Regions from separate parts of the Homo sapiens genome. Here region 2 is linked to region 1. A link is a loop called in an ENCODE intact Hi-C map of the cell type or tissue named here. Cell type or tissue: endothelial cell of umbilical vein. All regions are shown on one strand. Links, peaks and the distances in the headings refer to the core of each region. The heading gives the core; the rest is flanking DNA. Region 1 overlaps RORA (RAR related orphan receptor A). Region 2 overlaps RORA (RAR related orphan receptor A).

Region 1 (11,051 bases), core at 2,029-10,028:
AAATCTGGCAACTCCAATATAAGTGTAGCTCCCAGTTATTTATATTGATTATTAATTGACAGTTAAACAAAACTGAGGGACCGAGAGATTGTGTTGTTGCCAAAGTCATGCTTCCTCCTGGAGACAGATAATGAAAAGTTTTAGCTCCATGCCAGCTACTGCGACCTCCGAGATCAAGCAGCTTTCTTGGGAAGATTTTCAAAATCTATTATCAATGTAATCGTCATGAAAATATTTGATGAGAACACTGCATCACGCTGTATAATAAATTTAAGTAGAAAAGTCAAAGCAGTGGTATTTTCATCAGGCCTTTGGATGTCAAGAGAAAATAGTTCCACACTCAGCGAATATAGATAGGTCGTTTTGGGCTGTATTAAATCCAATTGTGTGGAGGTTTTGAATAATCAGGAGAGACAGCCTAAGCACTTTCTCTTCAAAGTGATTTTACAGAAAGCACTATTTCCTAAGGAAAATACACATATATCTCTCATAATGCTGAAAGTGCACTAATGTATCAATTTATTGGTGCTGGTGTCATGAGCTGGAGTTGCAAATTGTATTCAGATTTTAAACTTTACTCCCTGCTGCTGCTGGGGGAAGTTCCCTTCCCACGATAAAGGTTATTTCAAAAAATTCTAGAACACTTTTGTAGTTTTCATGTGAGACAGTCTTCAAGGATTTTTTTAGAAGGTTCTAACTTCACTTTGTGAAGCCAACTCAAACATGATTTAAAACAAACAAACAAACAAACAAACAAACAAAACAATAGTTTTCCTCAATAAAAGTTGCGGGGTCGGGGAGAAGAATTTGAGTTGGGCTATGTAATTTCAACTTCCCTAAATAAGTCCTTTGGAAAGTGTTGGGGGGAGCAAGTGTGTGATTTTGGTCTTGGCTCACAACTTCGGAACCAACTTTTTAAAAAATGTCTGCCGTGGATTTTCACAACAGATTTCTTCCCCGTACGACATGTTCCCTAGCTAAGTAATAGGTCTGATGTGGCTGCCAAATTTTTCAACAACTTTTACTTTCCAAAGGAGGGTTAAATAGTTCCCTTAATAACTTGAAAGAAAAAAAAATTTCAAGGTTTACCACAGTTCTTAGTCACAGGCTAAATGTTTTCAACAGTTTTATGACTTTGAGCCTACTTAGTCTCAAGAACGTCTCCCAAGAAGAATGCAGCATAAAGGATTCAAAATGTAGTAATTCTGAAATGGAGATAGTGTTGTTTGCATCAAAGCATACATTTATGCTATCTTTATCAGGACTTCTGTGCCAAATGTTGCTTAGTTCTATTTGTCACCTGCTACCTATAAATCATCCTGAAATATCAAGGGTGCTGACTCATGAATCGCTCGTGTTTTCGTAGTTTGTGTTCATACATTTCATTCAGTTGTGTTTCAACTGTATGAAACATTTGGGGGCCATTTTTAGAGAAGTAGCAGTGATTCCCTTTCTGACCTTAATGAGTACAGACACATAGGTACATTTGGTGGATGTATTTCCCCCTCACCATTAAAAGTTGTGCTTCATGGGAGGAGGAAGGGTCGTTTTCATTAAAGAGTAAACACAGAACCAATGGCCATAGCAAATTAATTGCCGTGTTGCTCATCTTACCCTGGTCTGAGTAGGCTGGCATTGCTCTCTTGTGCCTTACATCTTTCCCACTCTGCCTATAAACATGATTGTCTCCCCTACTTAAAATAAAAAATAAGAGTCTCCTCGCGTCCTGTTTAACCCTGTTTAGTTATTGTCCATGCTCCCCACTTTTACCACAGAACCTCTTAAACCAGGAGGTGATGGTCGCTGCCTCATCAGTCACGGTTGCATGCCTTTGGGGTAGGTCTAGTGACACTCCTGTGCAATGTTAAAACTGGTCTTGCTTCCACTTCCCCATCTGAACTAAACGCCTTCCTGAGCACACTGGGAATGACGGACATTCAAAGCAGCACACACAGGGCACTTTCTAACCTATGTTATTGTTTCTTCTCTTCCAGGTATCTCAGTAACGAAGAAGACACATACATGTAAGTAATGCATTTTTTTTCTGTCCAAAGTTTTCTGAAGAGTTGGAATTCGCATATGTCTGGCTGCTGTGACCCTTCAAGTATATACTAATGTTTCAGCTGTGATCCATGGTCAACAGAGGTCATTTTTTTTCAATCTGTAGTGGTCGGAAGTGGCACATCTCCACCTGTTTGTACTGAGTGTGTGTTGAAGAGAGAGGCTAGAGACATATTCTGATGAATTCCAGTGTTTCCAGCCATGAAGCTTTAGAAAAATCATGAAATCTAGCCAGGAGGATCAATTACTTACTGATCACCCTTATCCTAGATCCTTCTTAGAAGAGCTGGTATGTTTCTAGGAAACATCACCTTGATTTCTTTTAAGCTTTGGTCTCCTTTTCCTCACCACTAGTTCACAAATTAGGCCGTTTCGTACTCATGTCTGTGGAGCAGAGATGCTGACTGGGAATAGAGGCGCTGTCGCTCGACCACGGGCATGGCCTGCGAGGGCCCTGATAAATGGCATCGGTAGTTTGATGTGGAAACGTGTGCTGGATTTATGCTCTGTATTCATCCCACTTCTCAGGTTCAACTGCTTTCATCAATTGCCTTCATTTGAACTACACCATAAGTTACAAACTCACGTCAATGTAAGGTGTTGTGATTTGCAATCTGAGCAATGATGTTTGACTGTGCCTTGAACCTCAGGATGAAACAAGACATCATTGATGCAGGCAGTCAACTTTCACTGTAATTGACCAGCATATTATTTAGGCTTTGAATTAATGGTGTCATTAGAATTTGATGACTATTTTAGACCACGGATACGTGCTACCTATGAGATATGTTTGGGCATTCTTCTAAGGCAAGCAGTGGAGATATTTATGGCACAATACAGGGACAACAAGGATGTATCCCCCAATTTTTCCTAATTACACTTTAAATTTTTTTATTTCATGTGAAACGTTTGGGGGAAAACATCTGTATTACATCAAAGTAGTTTATCTTGTGCCTCAGTTGATTCTTGAAATCTGCTCTTGGGTTTGTCTGTCTGTCTATCTGTATTTGTAGAAAACAAAAATGAAAAAAAAAAAAAAGAAAAAACCAAAAAACGTCAAATTGGATGAGAAGTTGCCTGACTCTGAGGGCCCTGTCCTGCAGTCTCTCCACGTGGCTCTCTCATGGCCTTCAATGGAATGTTTGCTTGAGGAACAATGAAAAGGTCAGGCCCGTACTAGACACATGATCCGGATGGCACCTCCATCTCTCAATGCACAGTTCCAGTTGGCTGTCCCTCCATCAGGGTAGTCTGTGACCCTTAGCTTTTTGGGGGTTGTTTTGTCGTTGTTGTTGTTCTTGTTCTTGCTGTTGTCGGTGCATAATTGAGCTCATGATGACTGAGAGATTGACAGTGCAGGAGACTGAAGTCCTCTGTATATCCGCAGGGCAGGCATGGTACAGAGCGCTTCCTTGCACAGCCTTGCCCATGAGCTCGTCCCTGGCCCGGAGGGACCCACTCTAGAGGTGGTAAGTAATTCAGTCTTTCTGCTAGCTCAGTCCTGGGCCTCTCCCCAACAGGGGCTGATGATTGTGCCTACTGTTTATGGTGGTTTGGGGTATGGACTCCTGGCCACCTGGCAATGTACAGAAAGCTACTGACTGTTTGCATTATGACTTGGCTCTTAGATAAGTGAACAAAACCACTACTTCAGCTCCACTGGACATGAAGAGTACATCCCAACTAATAAGATAACATAGACAGAAATCTAGATGTTACCTAGTATACAGACAGTCCATATAAAGAGAGACATTCGAGGAACTGTCATCCCTGAGAATAATTTTCTTGGGCTATTGCAGAAACAATAACCTGTGGTTGAGTTTAAATTCATGGAGGGACTTAGATGACAGCATGAGAGTGGTGGCTAGAGAGGAAAAATTGGTGTTCTAAAAACAGACACTTGAACCAGGTGGGTCTTTCCACAAAGGCTTAAAGAATTTCATCAGCTATACTGGCTTTAATGCAAAATCAAGATATAGCCACACAGGGTGGACTTTGAGTGCCTTTCTAACTGTGAAAATCAGCAAGAAAATTCTTAGGCATTAAGCTTGAAGTCAATGTAGAAAGACTTAAAGCTCCTTTTATATAATGGACAGAAAGATTTGGATCAGAAATGATATTGTTTTGGTTGATGTTTACTTTCATGATTGGGGGAGAGGGCCCAGAATAAAAAATGGCCGAATGACAAAATTGGAAAGAATAGCACCTGAAAACACAGTTGACACAAAACTTTACATATGCCAAGGAGAAATTGAATTGTCCAAGTTACATGTTAGTGGAAGTCCTCCATGCCACTTGAACATGGAGATTGTTTTTGTCACCCAGCTCAGCAGACAGCCCATCGTATTTCTGATCTTAGCATCTCCACAGGGCCCACAGCTTGTGAGGAGAAAGACAATCAGTCAGTTTTTTCTCTAATAACAGTCACCCAAATTACTTCTTCTTTAGCATTTGTTGGATTTTTCTTGAAAACTGAACTGTCCTAACTTGCCTATACGTTTTTTTTTAAGATGTTAAATTCCAGCTCCTCTTAAATCATCTTGACATCTGTTCTTCAAAAAGTTTCACTATCAGTGAAGTGTATGAATTCATTTTTGTACCGTCTCAAAACTTCCATTTTTAGCCAGGGTTCTGGAAACCTTAGTCAAGACTTGACTACATAATCATCGACAGCTGAAGTCACCCGACATTAGCAATTTCAATCTTGGTTTCCTAACTGCCCTCACGGAGAGATTGTTCAACTTACAAATTAATATGTACAGCTGCAGAATATATTATCAGACCAGAGTGTCAGCTCACAGGTACACAAGACAGAGGTGCACATACTGCAAAATGAGCCTGAATAGTTGTGACACCAGATAGTATTTTAGTCCACCTTGTTATCTGGAAAGCACAGGTATTGTTTCTTTTAAAAAAAATAAATGTTTTGGGTGACTTGAGGCAGAAATTCCCATGAAGGGAAATTTGACTGTTAAGCTTCAGAGGAGCCCATGGACATAGTCTTTGGAGAACTCAGTTTCTCCTAAGCTTCTGAGAAGGGTACCTTAAGTGTTTGTTTTCTGTTTAGTTGGCCAGTGGGAGAAGACAAGCTTTGGAATTTCTAGTGTTTCTCGTGCCCAAATTGTTCAAGGAATTCTTATATTTGTGATGTTCTTCAATTGTTGATAGGAAATGTTGCTGTTGGTTTTTGGTGTGCAAACATAAAAGAGAGTTTTTAATATTAGATCAATTTTACACTGTGGTGTGGAATTGCAATTTAATTTTCCTGGGGATTATATAGCACATGTATTTGGTTGGACCCCTTCAAGATTGCTTTGCTTTGGTGTTTCACAAGTTTGTTCTGGTCTCTTTCCTGCTGAAATAGCCACCATGCAGATAAGTATCATTTTCGGAATCAGCTGCTGTGTTGGTTTTTATTATTTGCCAAGGACAACGAGTCATTCACTCCTGAATTCTTAGTCTAATTCTTCTTGGATAGTTCTGCATTTGCTACAACGTTACAAGAGGATAAATATGGAGGTGAAAAGATGCAACAAATCATCCTAGCTCTTTCCAGCTACTGGAAAGTTTAGCATCATGGAGTCCTAACCTCAGAGGACATATATCAGACAGCCACCACAACACAGACCCAAAAGATATCTGGTAGGCCCCTGAACCGTTTCCAGAGGCATCAGACCATTGCTGCTTCCTTCTGTTCTCATCCTTGTTTACAGTCCTTGTACCTCTTGTCCTAGCCTGCCCTGCCTGCTTTCTCCCACACTGAGGGACAGATACAGGCTTCTGAAAGGTGCAGGTTACTCAGTGGAAGCAGTCAGGAAAATGTGTCAGTTTACTCCCAACTTGAGTTGTTAATTTTCCCCAATAAAAACCCAAACAAGATACGCCTCTGAATCTTCGGAAATATTTTCAGTTAACGTGAATAGCCATTAAAAGGTAATCTAGTACATTTTCAAATGTTTGATTGTAGCAGGCTAATACCTACAATATAAAATTAAAGCACTGTGTTATTTATAAAAAGATTTAGTTCTCAATAGTAAAATATTTTAGCACAAATCAAAATATTTCTTTGAGAACTAATCTTTTGCATCCATTTTAAAAAGTGTTTATTGCAATCATTTAAAATGGAATAGGTTAATGTATTCACTTTTCACCCCAGAGACTTGGCTTTGAATTTGACTTAGAGAAAATTAGTTTTGAGGCCTCAACCTCCTCTCCATAGGCATTCATTGATATCACAAAATGAACCCAACAAGTTGTCACAATTGTTGCCATTTACTCAGGAGATCCAAAAACTAGAATAACCTTATTTTCTCATTTTTTTTCCTATCCTTGAGGCCATACTTTTTTATTGTAGACTCTTAGCAACCCCAAACTTGGGGCTCACCCACATTGTTTTCACAGTCCAGGAAAACTCAGGAACCATTCTTGGCAAAGCTAATGGAAGGTGCTTTGGTGATATAGTTAGTAGGTTTCCGTGGCAACCCATGTGACTCACAGTGACTCACGGCAGTTATAATTTCTGTTGCTGGCAGGGTGTTCCATTAGGACAGATGTGAGAAGAAGCCACGCTGAAGTTCTTTTAGTAGGCCTTCATCCAGATCCTGTCTGCCCATTGACAAATAGTCAGGAAAAGGGATAACCTAGTACTCACAAAGTAACTGGAAGATTCATTGCTTAGCTTACCAAGGCTACCAGCTATCTCAGACAGCAAGCTTGTTGGCAGTGGGTCATGACTAAAATACAGGTGCTGGCCTCTTAAGGGCTAATTAAGGGACAACTATTCATTGAGGACCTACTCTGCGCTGATAGGCTTTTTACCTTCCAGGCGTTTACAGACTAGTTGTAAGTAAAGACTAGAGGGAGACAAGATAGGGGATAGGGTGGGATAGAAGTGCATAATCACATAAAACAATCTGAAAACACAAATGCCAGGTGTACCAGTTCCATAAGTCGCTCATAACTGGAAAACAAACTAAGCTGGAAGTATGGGAGAGGAAAAGAAAACTAGAGAAAACATCGAGGATTCTCATATTGTGATCCAAGCATAAAATAGCAATAAAGCAAAAGGCAAAAATTTAACCCTGGGTGCTAAAACCTATCCCCGCTGCTCATCTCCACCCATTCTTACAGAGTAACATCTATTTAGTTTCTTCAAATCAGCCAGTCTGAGAAAGTAAAAATCCCTCTGTACTGTCTGGAAGCGTTTGCCTTGTTTAGAGTCAGCCTGCTCAGCTACAGCCAAGCCCTCCTAAGCTTAACAGGATTTCTCTGTCTCATCATATTAAAAATAAATGGATTGCACTTGGCCCTGCCAGTCAGTTCTTCCAAAGTAGAAGATTTGCATAGTCTTAAAGCCCACAGTTCATGGCGAGGACCTGTGAACTCCATAGAAAAACTGAATAGTTACCTGAGCATTTCCATCCCAACATCCAGTTGATTCAAGTTTGCCCAGTTAGTAGACTTGAGGTTCATGAATTGCATTTGGACAAAAAGTATTTGTATTCCCACTTCATAACATACGTTCCAAAGGGTGTGTTGAGATGGTGATTGGCTCTTTAAAATCCATAATCACTACCAGGGAGAAAACAAACATGCCTAGCCTACGAGGGATTGGTGTGGACTTGATAGACTTATTACATACTTGATAAATGCTTAGTTAGACATGATTAGATTGATTTTTTAAAAAGCGCTAGATGTCTATGACATAAGTTTGCAATATGCTTAGTTTCATATTGACAGTAATAATGGCAGAAGTAATAGCAGTAGTACCATTACTTGTAGTAGCAGCAGCAGCAATAGCAGGAACACCACCTACCAAGCAATCTGAATATTCGAAGCATTGTGTTTAATGCTTTACGTGCATTATTTCATTTAATCTGCTCATCAGCTTTAGGAGCTTTGTACTGCTTGCACCCGCATTTTAAATAAGAAAATGTACATGAGAGACAAGTAGCTTAGAGAAGTGAAAAACCTCGTTAGCTCACCCAGCTGGGCAAAGCCTGGAGTCAAAACAGAGTAGATTGCCCCCTTGTGCACACATAAGAGCCACACCGTTATCTCCAGTATCAACATTAACTAATACTTGTGGGGCACTGAGTGCTAGGCACTTCTCTAAGCACTTTCTAAGTGTTCATTTATTTATCTTTACTGCAACTTTGTGAGGTAGGTGTTGCTACTATCCCCACTTTACAGATGAAAACCGAGGTCCAGGGTCCTACAACTAGCTAGTATGTGGTGGAGCCAGGATGTAAAGGCAATCCCCAGTTTAAATGCTTTTAAAATGAAGAGCTTCATTTTTCAGAGTGGTTCTTCCACTCTAAAGTATAGGAAGAAAGCCAAGTGCAACATAGTCATTCTTACAATTGACCAAGGTTTCCTTTTACCTTACAACTATGCTACCTCCATAGGCTTCTAAGCTTGAAGAACAAACTGATTGTAAGAAAGGGGAATGTTATTCCCACTATGTGAAAAAAAGTATTTAAACAAAGTAGTCTACTGGAAACTGTACAGCGTTCTTACTTTATTATTTTTTTTAGAAGGGGACTCGCTCTGTTGGCCAAGCGGGAGTGTAGTGGCATGCGCGTGGCTCACTGCAGCCTCAACCTCTTGGTCTCAGGAGATCCTCCTGCCTCAGCTTCCCAAGTAGCTGGGACTTGCTCAGCTAATTTGTTTTTTATTTTTAGTTTTTTGTAGAGACAGGGTCTTGCTGGCTGGGCTTGGTGGCTCACCCCTGTAATCCCAGCACTTTGGGAGGCCGAGGCAGGCAGATCACCTGAGGTCAGGAGTTTGAGACCAGCCTGGCCAACATGGTGAAACTCCATCGCTACTAAAAATACAAAAATTAGTCAGGAGTGGTGGCACACGCCTGTAATCTCAGCTACTTGGGAGGCTGAGGCATGAGAATCACTTGAACCCGGGAGGCAGAGGTTGCAGTGAGCCGAGATCACGCCACTGCACTCCAGCCTGGGTGATGGAGTGAGAGTCTGTCTCAAAAAGAAAAAAAAGAGAGAGACAGAGTCTTGCTATGTTGCCCAGGCTGGTCTCTGAACTCTTTAGCTCAAGAGATCCTCCTGCCTCAGCCTCCCAAAGTGCTGGGATTACAGGCGTGAGCCACTGCGCCTAGCCAACCTTCTTACTTTAAATGACCATTACTTATCTTTTTAACAATTTAACTTAGTTCATCAAAGAACTGATGTCTACTTAATGTCATACAACACAACTGATTCCATAATAAAACAATTGTTCAAAGTGGTTACTTCTGCTTCTAGGACAGCTATGTACCCCACACCAGTAATGACATATATTTCGTACAGCACAAACCCATCTTCCTCTGAAACAAAGCCTTTAACGGACATTAATGACATTTATAATAAATTTATACTTTTTTGTTAGACCAACTTAGTAATTCATTTATAACTTTCATTGCCACAAAGCAGTACTATGATTCCGGACACAGTGGTTTCTTTGAAACCTATCCAAACCCAAAAAAACCCTGGAAGCTAACAGAACGCTCAGGAAACAGATATATATATATATATATATATATATATATCAATGGGATATATAGGAGATATAAGAAAATTAACATCTAGATTTTGAGGATGTTTAAGCATATCTGAACTTAGGACTGGATTTACACTTATATCAGCTTCTCTTTTTATTGCAATCTGTACGCAGAGGAATAAAAACGTAGAAGAAACAGAGATGCCAATGTGTTTAAAACAAGAAGAGAGTGATCACTCTACATTCACTTTCAGTGATGACACTAAATTTTTTACACTGATTTCTTTATCAATTCTGTGGCCAGGAAGTTAGTGCATTTGTAGTCACATGGCCCTTTGGATTATAATTGACATCCACATCTATACATTATAAGGATGAAGATTTTTAAGCTATTCAATTAAATATTTTCCTTTGACTGCCAAAATCCCTTGCAATGGAATGTTCTCCACCCAATCCACTTCCACTTCTGGGAAAACATGTTTTTCTATGTAGGAGTGATAGCTCTTTCCCTTCTTGATTTTGTATGTCTCCTAGGCATCAACTCCAGCTCCTACTGTCTTAAATAGTTAATAGCCAAGGATACTGATTAGAAGGCATATTGAGGAGTGGCCGGGCATGGTGGCTCACGCTTGTAATCCCAGCACTTTGGGAGGCCGAGACGGGCGGATCACTGAAGGTCAAGAGTTTGAGACTAGCCTGGCCAACATGGTGAAACCCCATCTTAACTAAAAATACAAAAAGTAGCTGAGTGTGGTACTGTGCACCTGTAATCCCAGCTACTAGGGAGGCTGAGGCAGGATAATCGCTTGAACCTGGGATGCCGAAGCGGCAGTAAGCTGAGATCACAGCACTGCACCCCAACCTGGGCAATGTAGTGGGACTCCATCTCAAAAAAAAAAAAAGAAAAAAAAAAAAGAGGTAGGATATACTAGATTAAGGTTTGGATTCAGTGGAAAGGCCTTAATCTATAAATCTTTTATTTTACATTTTCTTCTTAGAGGAAAGGGGAAGGAAATTATATGCTAGGCAATCCAGACACCTGTAATATCGGGGTCTGAGGAACAGAGGCTGGAAAGTAGACTGCAGTTCATACCTATGGAAAGATAGGGCAGGGAGCCAGGCAGATTTTCTTAGCTTGATATTTTTTAACCCCTGCTCTGTGCCTAACATTGTGTAAGGCACATTGCAGTATAGGTAATCTAACTTATATTCCTCCCTGTCTAATAGTTTAGTCTGTATCTAGGAGAAAGGACACACACATTTGAGGAACTTTCAGTAATGAAAGAATTGCAGGAAAATGCAGGGCTATGAAATTTTGCCATTTCAATGGCAAAAACCACAATTACTTTTGCACCAACCTAATAGAATATGTGTTTAAATGCTGTATGAGTTGGGAACATGTGTGGTGAGCTGAGCTTGCTCTGGAAGGGTAGCAAGAATTAGGTGTGATCAGGGATGATTGTGTAGATCGGTCTGACTGGAGTAGA
Region 2 (11,051 bases), core at 1,753-9,752, 110 kb before region 1:
TCTCTCTCTCTTTTGAGGGAGTGGTGGGGATGGGGAGGAAGGGAGCAGGAAAGACAGTATTTGTAGAATTTAGGGGTTTTGTGACAAAGAGGCAATGTGTCATTTACTATAGGGCAAAGTATGATTATATGGTATAAATTTGCTACCCACTGGAAAAATTAATAACTTCTTACATCTTTGAGAAAACATTTCCAGTGATCCTCACTCCTCCCTGTAGATCTGAGTTACCATTTGGTGTCATTTCCCTTAAGACTGCAGAACTTTCTTTTCCAGTTCTTTTAGTACAGATCTCTTGGCAATGAATCTCTCAGTTTATCCAAAAAGGACTTTATTTTCTCTTTATTCCTGAAGATACAATTCTGGGTTGACAATGTTTTTCAGTCTGTACCTTAAAGATGTTATTCCGTTGTCTTCTGGCCTTTGCTATTTGTGAGAGAAATAGCTATCATTCATATTGTTGTTTCTGCTGTAGGTCTCTGGCTGCTTTTTTGATGTTCTCTTTATCTTTCGACTTCAGAAAATTGACTGTGGTTTGTCTAGATATTGTTTTCTTTGTATTTGTCTTGCTTAGGATGTGCGGAGTTTCTTGAATCTATAAGTTGATGTCTTTAACCATACTTGTTAAATTTTCAGCCGTTCCTTCAAATATACTTTTTCTGCTTCATTCTCTCTCTACTGTTCTTCTGGAACTTGCTATTTCATATATGTATACTGTTTGATGGTTTATAATGCTCAAGTCACTGAGGCTCTGTTCACTCTTCTTCATTATTTTCTCTTTGTTCTTAAGATTGAATACTTTCTATTAATTCATCTTCAAGTCCATTGACTCTTTCCTGCCATCTCCAGTCTGCTGTTAAGCCCATACAGTAGTATTTTTTTTCATTATATTCATTCTACTTTTCAACTCTAGGATTTCTATCTGGTTCATTTTTATAGTTTCTGTTTCTCACTGAAGTCCCATATCTGTTCATTTATTATGTATATATTTCCTTCAATTTGTTGAACATATTTATAATGGCTTCTTTAAAGTACTTATCAGCTAAGGGCATTATCTGAGTATTCTTGGGGTTGGTTTTTATTACTGCTTTTTTTTTTCTTATGTGTTACATTTTACTCTTTATTTGCATGTATGGAGACTTTGGATTGGGTAATAGACAAAACAAATGATTGTTGCAGAGACCCTAGATTCTGTTTGTTTCTCTGAAAATAATTTTTGCTTTAGCAACCACTCGACTTGCCTGGACTCAAATTCCAGCTCTGTTGTTCCTGCGGTCGACAGCAGATAAAGTCACTTTTCTGTTCTTTTAGCTTCCAGCTGCTTCTTCGTATTGGGTCCCTTGGAGTCTCCCTCATGCACATATATTTTTGCAGCCAGCCGAGGATTGGGCAGATTTTGTACATAGATTTTGCAGCTTGCTGCCTCTGCAGTTCCCACCTTTCCAGAATTTCTCCCCTTATGTTCTTGTTCCTTTTCTGACTTATTTCTCTGACAGTTCAAGCTATCCAGAGCTGAAAGCTAACTTGGGAGTGCTCCCAGACAAAACCCCACAAATTCATAAATTTTACTTGGTGAAGGTTCATGTTTCAGGGGACAGACTCCCTTCCAGTTCCTGTTGGACTTTTGACTGCATTCCATTGCCTTGAAAATGGTTTTTAAAAATTATTGTGTGTAGATAACTTAACTGTTATCTGTAAGGGGTTAGTAGATTATGACCAAAAGCCAATAGCCCTTACATTTATATTTAGATATTTCAAAACACTTTGTCTCCGTTAACACAGCTCTGGGAGGCAGAACTAATATTATCAAGTCTATATCACAGATGAGATGACCTAGGGAAGTTAAGTGACTTGCCCAAGTAGTAACTGAATCAGGCCTGAACTCAGAGCCCATGACATCAGCCTGGGCTCGTTCTACAATCAGTTTTATGTACGTTTGATTCTAAAAGAGCCAGACTTTTTGATACCAAAGCATCTATTGCATTTTCTTCCCAATAAACACCACCAAACAAGCAAAAGACAATGAAACAATAGACAGTCCTGGATTTTGAAGCTTTTTGGGGGGGCAATGGGGGGGCGTTTCTAGGGCCTCTGAAGGTCATAGACATTTCTGAAGAGAAAAACGTTACCATGATGGTGTTGAAAGGAAAATACCTGTGGTAACCCTGGAACCATCTGGTACCTACAAGCCCCAGCATGCATAATTGTGAAATTGAAGCTAGGCCAGAAGTTTTCTTCATGAGAAGCCATATATAACCAGGACAAGAGCGCTGTGCATTACATATCCAGGAGCTACCTCTTGAAATTCTTAACATAGCAAAGCAGAATACTCAGCCAGCATTGGCCCCTGTGGTAGGAGAAGGTCTTCAGCTCCTCTCCTTCATGGGGGACTCAGTTGAAAACATCTGCAGGTTGAAAGTCACACAAAGACGAGGAATGTTCTCAAACTGGTGGCTTGCCTAGGCACTTTAAAATATGTATACAGCCTTCTTACTCATCAGGTTCTAGACTTGCAGTTTCCATTCTCTGTCAGTCCCCAGTCTTCCTGAGGCCATGGTGCCACACCATGTTAAAGTCACATCCCAGCTTCTTGAAGGAAATACAGCTTTCCACTAGCCTCTCCATCAGCGCTCACCCAATTAATTCTCCTGGTGCACTTCCCTTCAACATCAACATTTGTAGTTGAGTTAAGGTTTCTCAAAGTGTAGTCTTCGAAAACCTGCACCAAGATTGTGAGTGGACACATTTAAAATACAAATTCTCAGGCTCCACTCCAATTATACAGACATGAGAAATTCGACTCTCTGGTTTGCAGGTCAGAGAATCTGCCATGGAATAAGTGAGTCAGGTGATTTAGATGCTCACAAAAGTGGAAGAACCACTGGTCTGGGTGAAATTATGAGTGCTAAGACCTCTAAAGTCTAAAGACTTAACCTGTGTGAGCCACTTGTCTTTTCACTTGGGGTATTGCTTCTTTTTCTCTTGGGTCATAGGTTCTCAGATGGAGGAAGGTGAGTCTTGGAAATCAATTCTGGCTTCAACACTTATCGGTTGTATCATCTATAGGCTGCTGTGCTGCTTAGAGGAGAATATCCTTCCCAAAGTTATTTGGCTGTGCCTATCACAGACTGGGCACCCCAAAGTAGTTCCTTTTTCTTTATTCATTTAATTCATGCTGCCTATATTTATTGAATGCTTGTTACAAGCAAGGAATTGCACTCAAGAGACCAGAAGTAGACCCACTTCAAAGCTGATAAAACTTAAACTTCAGGACCCTTCATTTGCACCGGCCTCTCCTAAAGCCCTGAGAATGCCCCTAGTAATTTATTTTCATGGTTATAGGTTTCTGTAATATTTGCAAAAGTTAGATATTTTACAATTCTTTCTTCTTAAAGAAAATCCCCTAACTTGCTTAAACTTCAGCTGCCCCAAACCTAGATCTGTCCCTGAAAGAGCTCACAACAAGTGGGATAAAGAAACATACATATAGATTATCAAGAAACGGTATGGATAGTCGGTGCAATGCAGACCCAGTGCTGGGAATTCTGGCAACACATTTGTAAGGAAGCAGGGTGTCCAGGGAAGTCTTCCTGGAAGAGGTGGTGCTTGAGTTTGGCCATGGAATAGAAGGAAGACTCTTCTAGAGAAACAGCTTGAGCAAAGTTACAGAAGCAAGATATATTAAGTGTTTGTGTATGTGATTAAAATACTTTGCTGTTTGAGGGCATTTTCCTTCGGGCTGGGATGGCCTCTGATGCCAGGATGAAGAGAGTCCTTTTCCAGGGAGCAGTATGGACTGTGGGGCTGTGTTCCTTGGGAACACCTGATCCTTGGGATCCTGGCCTCAGCTGGCTCCTCTGTTTGGCCTTTGGGAGGCCTACTGGTGACAACATCAATAATTGTTCTTCAAGGAAAAATCACTCTTCTATTCCTTGCTTCTTCTCCCATAGCCCTCCAACCCTTCTTTACTGTCAGCCTTGCAAATCAATATTTCATTTTGAAGAGCCTTGTTTGATGCCAGTTCTGCTTATTTGCTTCGCAGCCACTGTGGGTAACGCTTTGTAGGTCTGTCAGTATGTAAATTAAACCAAGCATAGATAGCTTTGTGTTGCTTAATGTTCAGCTGATAAAAATTAATGTGGTGTGAAATGAGCATTTTATCTGACTGCAGATACAGTGACGGAGTTAATTAGACAGGCAGAGAGAAAATGTTATTAAGCGGGACAGGGGCTTTCTCATGGAAGGGGGCTCTGACCCTCAGACAGCAGGTTTGGATGGGCCGTGGGTGTGGCTGAGGTACCTGGGCTGAGGCCAGCTTGGAGCAATGAGGCAGGGAGGGTGCCTTCTTTAAGCAATCAGCCCCGTGGTGCTGATGACTGTGTGGATCCTGCCTGGGGAGGAAAGGAGGGAGGCACAGGCCAAGCTAGGCCAGGCACTTCCAGCTCACTGCAAAATGCATGCGTCAGCATTTGCTGAGGCGGCTTCTTCTTGGTGCAGCAACACCGTGATTAGTAGAGAAAGGAGTTTCGTTCTTAAGCAAGAAAAAGAAAGATGATAGGTCAAGCACACGTCACATAGCAGTCAATCGAGGGGAGTTTGGAACCCTTAACTTCCCACTAAAATGTCTTGAGCTGTGCGTTCCTGGCCTTTGCACACACTGTTCCCTCTAATGGGAAAGCATTCCCCACCCCACCAGCCATGAACTTAGCACATTCTATTGCAATCATCTGTCTCCCCACTCGACTGTGTGCTCCTTGAGGTCAGAGATGTGTCTTGTGCATCATCAGGGACCCTGGTGCAACAACATGTTCTTCATAAATGTCAGTGGAGTGGATGAATGCACATGATGCTCACTCAGCCCGGAAATTTCAGCCTACCCCTGCTTTCAGCATCCTTCCTGTCTCGGCTCAAATGTCACATCCCCACCGAAGCTTCTTCTGCCTCTCAGACATGATCAGCTCCCCAGATAGATACTTTTCAGACACCTTGTACTTCTCCTTCATAGACCTCTCCAAGTTTGTGATTCACTATTTGTGTGCCTATCACTGCCACCAGACTTAGCTCCATGAGGGTAGGAACTGGGCTGTTTCACCCACTGCAGTATCCCCAGCAGCCACAAGGGTGCCCAGCACAATCAATACTTCTTAAGTATTTGTTGAATGTTAATACATGAATGAATGGTTTTTCTGATGCCTGATGAACTTCCACTCTTTCCTCAATGCCTTGTTTGGGGAAGGTTTCCTAGGCTCTTCCCACAGAGTTTCTCCTTCCCTGAAGTTCTCATAGCACCTTGTAGATTGCAGTGATAGGCTTGCCAAAAGGCAGCTGTAAATTTTGGGTTATATCCTCTCCTAGCCAATTAGGAAAGATCTCCTTGAAAGCAGTCAAGGTGCCTTATTCAGCTTTGCATTTTCAGTATCTCTCACAGGGCCTGGCCTTTATAAGTGCTCAGTATGGGTTGCAGAATTTGTAAGAACAATTGTATGTATCCCTTGGTTAGTTAAGCTGTATTTCTGTTAGATAAGCAAATTCTTAGCCCACTAACGTATGCTGTCCCCACTCCACCCCTTGCAGAGGAACACTCAGAAAAGATGACTGGTTGTGGCCATCCCTCCACCTTGACCGCAGTTGCAGGGGAAATGTTGTGAAGAAATGCCACAGTTAGTGGCTCCTTCGTGATTGCTGCTAGCATTCGAGGCGGGTACAACCTTTCCAAACAAACAAGAAAGGGACTGTTGCATTGTTGAATCGCGTGCATGCCTGCCACATCTGTCCCTCAGCCAGCCCAGCATCCTTGAGCTCGCAGGCTTGGTGGCAGCTGCTTGAGCAGTAACAGGGCCTTCTGTTCTGTTGGCCCCATGGCGCTCCCCAGCATTTCTCTTGAGTTTTCCTGTTAGATCTCTTTCCATGGACTACACCTTTGCAGCATTAAATGACTTGCTGTAGATTTGCTTATTAACCTCTCTGTTTCTCATTTGTAAAATGGGATGACATTCTCAGAGCTATAGACTGAAAGTCTTAGGTATCTTCACAAAACACTGACAAGATTCCACTCACACACCACCCCATGGTTCCTGAGACACTGACCCTGAGAAAAGCCATGGTTCTCACTCTGTGATCATTCGTCTGCTCCACACCTCCGCTGGGAAGGTTGCTAAATGCCTATCACGAGCTGAGACTCCAGAAAGACTTTACCTGCACTCGCACAGCTGTTGCTGAGTGAGGTGTGGATCCAGTCGGGTGAGCATCAGGGAGGGAGGAGGCCTCCTGTTTGTTTGCCAGTCCCAGGCAAGACAGGGCCCAAGGACCACTGGAGGAATGACAGACCTCAGGGCAGATGGGCAGTGTGTTTTGCAGCAGGATCTGGCCCTTTGCTCCTTTCCCCTGGGTCTCTGTGCATCACGAAGCTGCTCAGTAGCCCTATTTCAGGGAGGCCACGTGATCCACTGTCAACCCTGGCTGGCCCTGGTGGCAGAAGGTTGGTGTCCTTTAGCTCTCTAGAGTAGCCCCATCTCTGTCTTCCCACCTGCCTGGACTGTGCCCCCAACTTGGCCCAGCCCACTCCTGCTGTGCAAGGTGCATCTCACAAAGAGAGTAGCTTCCATCGTGTTTCTCTAGCGAGGCTCAAGACTCTTTGTAGAGTTGGTTAAGGAGGTGGATACTTTTAGGTAAAAGGTATTAGTAATATTTATCTTTTTGAGGCATTTTTGTTTCTGTTATCTTGTTTTATCCCCTGACCTTTCAACAAGGAGCACACTGATATTGTCACCATTTGATCAATGGGGAAATGGAGGGACAGATGTATTTAGTGGCTTGTCCAAGGTAGAACATCCTATCCAGAGCACTCCTGTACACTGATACAGCCCAACTCTCAACCGTAGTGATGTCGTGTATGTATAAACATGACATCTACAGCTGATGAAGCCCCCAGAGGCCTGGAACCATGTCTTTTGGCGTATTCCACAGGGTTCCTTGCAAAGGCAAGTCTTTAATAAAAGATTTTGGTGAAGTTATTTGTCAGGGATCCATTCATTCCATTCATTTAGTGCCTAACAAATAGTTATACTGAGTACCAACCTTGTGAGGTGCCAGAGATGAGATGGAGAACAGAGACACAGGCCCTGTTGTGCGGAGCATACAGTCTTCTGCAGGAGACAGAGCTTGTCAGATTGCCACCAAATCAATGTAAAACAACAACAGTGACAAACGCAATGAAGGATTTGTCCCCTGGAAATACTTTAGCCTCAATATGGAGGGGAGGAATGCTTCCCCGAGGAAGCGATGATCGGAAACATGAATAGGACTGAACCAGACAAAGGGAGTGTGATATGCAAAGGTCCTGTGGATAGAGGAAGGATTATGTATTTGAGGAACTGGGTGAAGGCTACCGAGGCTGCAGCCCTGAAACGTGAGGAAGCATGATGTGAGATGTAGCTAGCTGGAGGGACAGACGAGAGACCTGACTTGAGCTTCCTGAGCTACTGCTTGCAGAACACCTGACATTTCCTTGTGCCACATTCATTTGTAGATGAATCTGTTCAAAAGAATGCATGAGATTGTCCTGGCAGTTACAACTCTCTCTTTTCCTTTTTATGCCTCACTTACTAGCAATTAAAATTGAGATCCCTTCTCTGTTTACCTATTCATTTATTTAAAATGTTTATCACTGGAAAGGGGATGCTGAAAGTTTCTCCTTCTTTGTTTCCATCAGTGACCTCAGGAAGAAAGTTTCAAACCCACACAAGTCTGCCTCCTGGTAGACCATCTGAGGGCATGGATCAAGCCTGTTAGAAAGATGCTCACTGATGTTTACTTTTCGAGTGCATGAAACCAGACACTGAAACTGTTCATTAAAAATTCCTATGTTCACAGACAAAGAAAAATCATTTCAGAAGCTCTGTAATGAATGTACAAGTGGGTACAGGTTATCTTGTCAAACACAATAATCGTGAGTAAATGCAAACGGATGCTGCTTGTATTTGATTTTGTCTTTAATTGAAGCATGCTGACAGCTGCCTCTGGACTTCCACATCCTTGGGTTGGGGGATCTGGCTTTTTGCTTTGTAATTTCCTCTCGCCAGGGCTGGGACAGGGGTGACATCTAAATATGAGAAGCATCTGGTCAGGGAATAAAATGGAGAGAAATGAATGAAATTAACATGTATGTATAGGCACTTTCACATGACCCTTCACACAAGGACACAGCTAGGATACTGGTGAAGGGCATAGGCGACATTTCTACTTTATAGAGGTTAGGTTGGTTTTCTACTTTAAAGAAAAGAAATTAGTATGAGAGAGAGTCACTGCTCAAGTCATACAGCTGTTAAATAGCAGAACCAGGATGCTAATTAGGTCTTCTGAACCAACACTGAAAGCTTTCTCTTCAATTTTACAGCTGTTCTTTGCATTTCACCCATATTGTACATCCAACTATGGATTCAGTCTAACAACAGTACACTCAGTGCTGGGCTAGTCACCAGAAACAGAAGGGTGAATCAGGCAGTGGTTCCTGGGCAAAGATGCTCACAGCCAGGTAGGGTAGACAGACAGACACAGTGATGGAATCAAAGCTCTATAATGGTTGTGCAGCACAGTTTGAAATGCCAGCAGGACCAGAACTTTTTGCCACACAGTTTGGAGTGACCCAATTGGAATGTCCAGAATCTCCATCTCCCCCATTGAATGGAAGATCCAAGGTTAATGTGCTTAATGAAGCAGTATGATTTCAGTAACATTTGGGGAGGCCAATACAGGGTCCCTATATTTTACTGCAAAGGAATAACATGAACAACAACAACAACAAAATAACTCCATCTATTTTTTGTCATCTTTCCCCTAAAAAGTGGACTTTGGGGACTGAAAAAATAGAAAGGACATTATCTTAGAGTAAGGAATAATTCTCTCCTTTGAATATATTTAGCTTCGTGGAAACTTATTATGTTATCCTTATTTTCCCCAGTTAGATACAGACCAGTGAGAACCAAAGCATGGGCCTGCCCATACTGTTTACTGACCAGCATGTGGAAGCCGTTGATGTAAAGGAGGGATGGCTCCCCTAGGTTTGACCAGAAATCATTGTGTTAAACTAATTGTGGGAATGGTTTATTATCATGCGTACAAATTCTCTTCTTTGCCAGTCTTGAAAAGATGATTAGCCACATGGATCTGGGTTTCCTTCATTTCAGGGTGGCTAACAGACAGGTTGTTGATCTGAAAGGTTCTGAAACCCTGGCATTTAAAGTTTTCTCAGGCCCTTACTGGAGGTACTTCCAGGACCTGAATGGATGTGAGCTCATGTGGCTAGTATGAGGAGAGTGGGGCCCCATTTTAGCACCTTTCAAAGTCATCCCATGTGGGAAAATGGAAGAGGTCCTCTGCAAAGGTGAGACTCAAAGGCCAAGGACCTGACTTAGACCAGAGACTCAAGGATGCGACGTTTTAAGCCTTCTTCCTGTATCCAGCGTGATCTTGGTGACCCTCTGTATTTCATTATTTTCATTTTCAAAATCCTTAATAAAAGCCCCTTTGTGTTTTAAGTGTTCTCACCACAAAAAATACTGTTTGGGAGGTAATGCATATGTGAATTAGCTCAATTTAGCCATTTCATAATGTTTACATATTGCAAAACATTGTGTAGCACACAATAAATACATATAATTTTTGTCAATAAAATTTAATTAATTTTTAAATAGAAAAGAAATAAACACCCCTTTGCAGAGATGAGGTGGACAAGAAAACAGCTGTTTTAAGGGCCTCCTAGTACAGTCTGTACAAAAGCCTTTATTTCTTTGGTATATTAAAAAAAAGATAAAAACATTCAAGTAAATCCTCTGATTCCAGTGACATTAGATCTTACATGCACCCCCTTTGTATTTGCAGTTTGATTTCTTTTTTTTACTATTCCATTATCAATATACCAGAATTTGCTAAGCCATCCCCCATTATTGAACATTAGGCTCCTTCTGGAATTTTGTGTGTATGTCTGTGATTAGATTTGATCATTAAAGGCAGTAGTACAATTTGTGTAGTATTTTGCTTCTGTCAGATTATTTCCTTAGCGTATAGTCCCAGAGAAGGCTGCTGGGTCGGGATATGCACATCTTTATAATTTTGGTTACCAATTGCCATATTTCTTTCAAGAAGAATTATGCTGGTTTAACTCAATGCCTATAGCATTTGAGTCTATCAGTTTCCATGCAGCTTGGCCAGCATTAGGGTATTATTTCCGAAAACTGAAATGTTACCTTTTCAAAGTTGCTTTAATTTGCATTTTTTATTACTAGCAGGGATGAACATTTTCCCACATGTTCACTTATCTCTTACTACTCATTAAAAATGTTTTAGGGCCACATTTGAGAGAGGGGTTGTCTTCGGGAAACTTTGCTTCTCATAGAGGGAGGGGCAGATGGCAGCTGTGGAAGAGTCTCCATGAATAAAACTTCAACTGATTTCTGTGATATGGAGTGACTTCATATCATATGACCGCCTTTGCAGTTAAAAAAATGAAAAGATGGTTGTAATTCTTGTGGCCAAGAGAAACGGACTTACCAAAATAAAGATCGTGAAAGGAGAACATATTTGTTTATTCTGCTGTCCTTATTGAAAAGTTTCCAGAAGTATCTACAATGCCGTCAATCTCAGGTCTTTCCATCTTTCCAGTTGTGTACTTTAACACTTTCAAAGCAAAAGAGTGGTTGCAAAAGCTATATGGTACACTTCCTTAGCTGTATTTGTGCATTAATTTTCACGTGCTCTTAATCATTGGTCTTCTGAAAACAGTCGTGCAACGGGCATTTCTTTTTTTTTCTTTTTTTGCTGAGTTGGAGTCTCACTCTGTCGCCAGTCTGGAGTGCAGTGGCGCGATCTCAGCTCACTGCAACCTCCGCCTCCCAGGTTCAAGCAATTCTTCTGCCTCAGCCTCCCAAGTAGCTGGGACTACAGGTGCCTGCCACCACGCCTGACTAATTTCTGTATTTTTAGTAGAGACGGGGTTTCACCATTTTGGCCAGGATGGTCTCTATCTCTTGACCTCGTGATCCGCCCTCGTCGGCCTC

The links. A loop is a pair of places that touch in the nucleus more often than their neighbours do. Peaks named below come from ENCODE experiments on the same cell type or tissue, not always from the same donor. Only the 100,000 strongest peaks of a DNase experiment are listed, where the experiment ranks them.
Region 2: it touches region 1 in a loop (2.0-fold over the local background); 2 of 110 quality-filtered maps call a loop at or near these places.

The regions. Positions count from the first base shown.
Region 1 is chr15:60,669,630-60,680,680 of GRCh38, reverse strand. It overlaps RORA (RAR related orphan receptor A), which reads left to right. Exons shown (of 11, transcript NM_134261.3): 2 at 1,995-2,024. Among named protein-coding and RNA genes, the nearest start is that of RORA-AS2, 6.4 kb to the left of the region's middle. In endothelial cell of umbilical vein, for the core only: no CTCF peak of the experiment used is centred there; a DNase peak (open chromatin) is centred at 6,550; H3K27ac peaks cover 907 bases.
Region 2 is chr15:60,781,987-60,793,037 of GRCh38, reverse strand. All of the region lies in intron 1 of RORA (RAR related orphan receptor A), which reads left to right. Among named protein-coding and RNA genes, the nearest start is that of RORA-AS4, 24 kb to the right of the region's middle. RefSeq lists enhancers at 3,846-4,346, 4,347-4,847. In endothelial cell of umbilical vein, for the core only: a CTCF peak has its summit at 5,090; no DNase peak of the experiment used is centred there.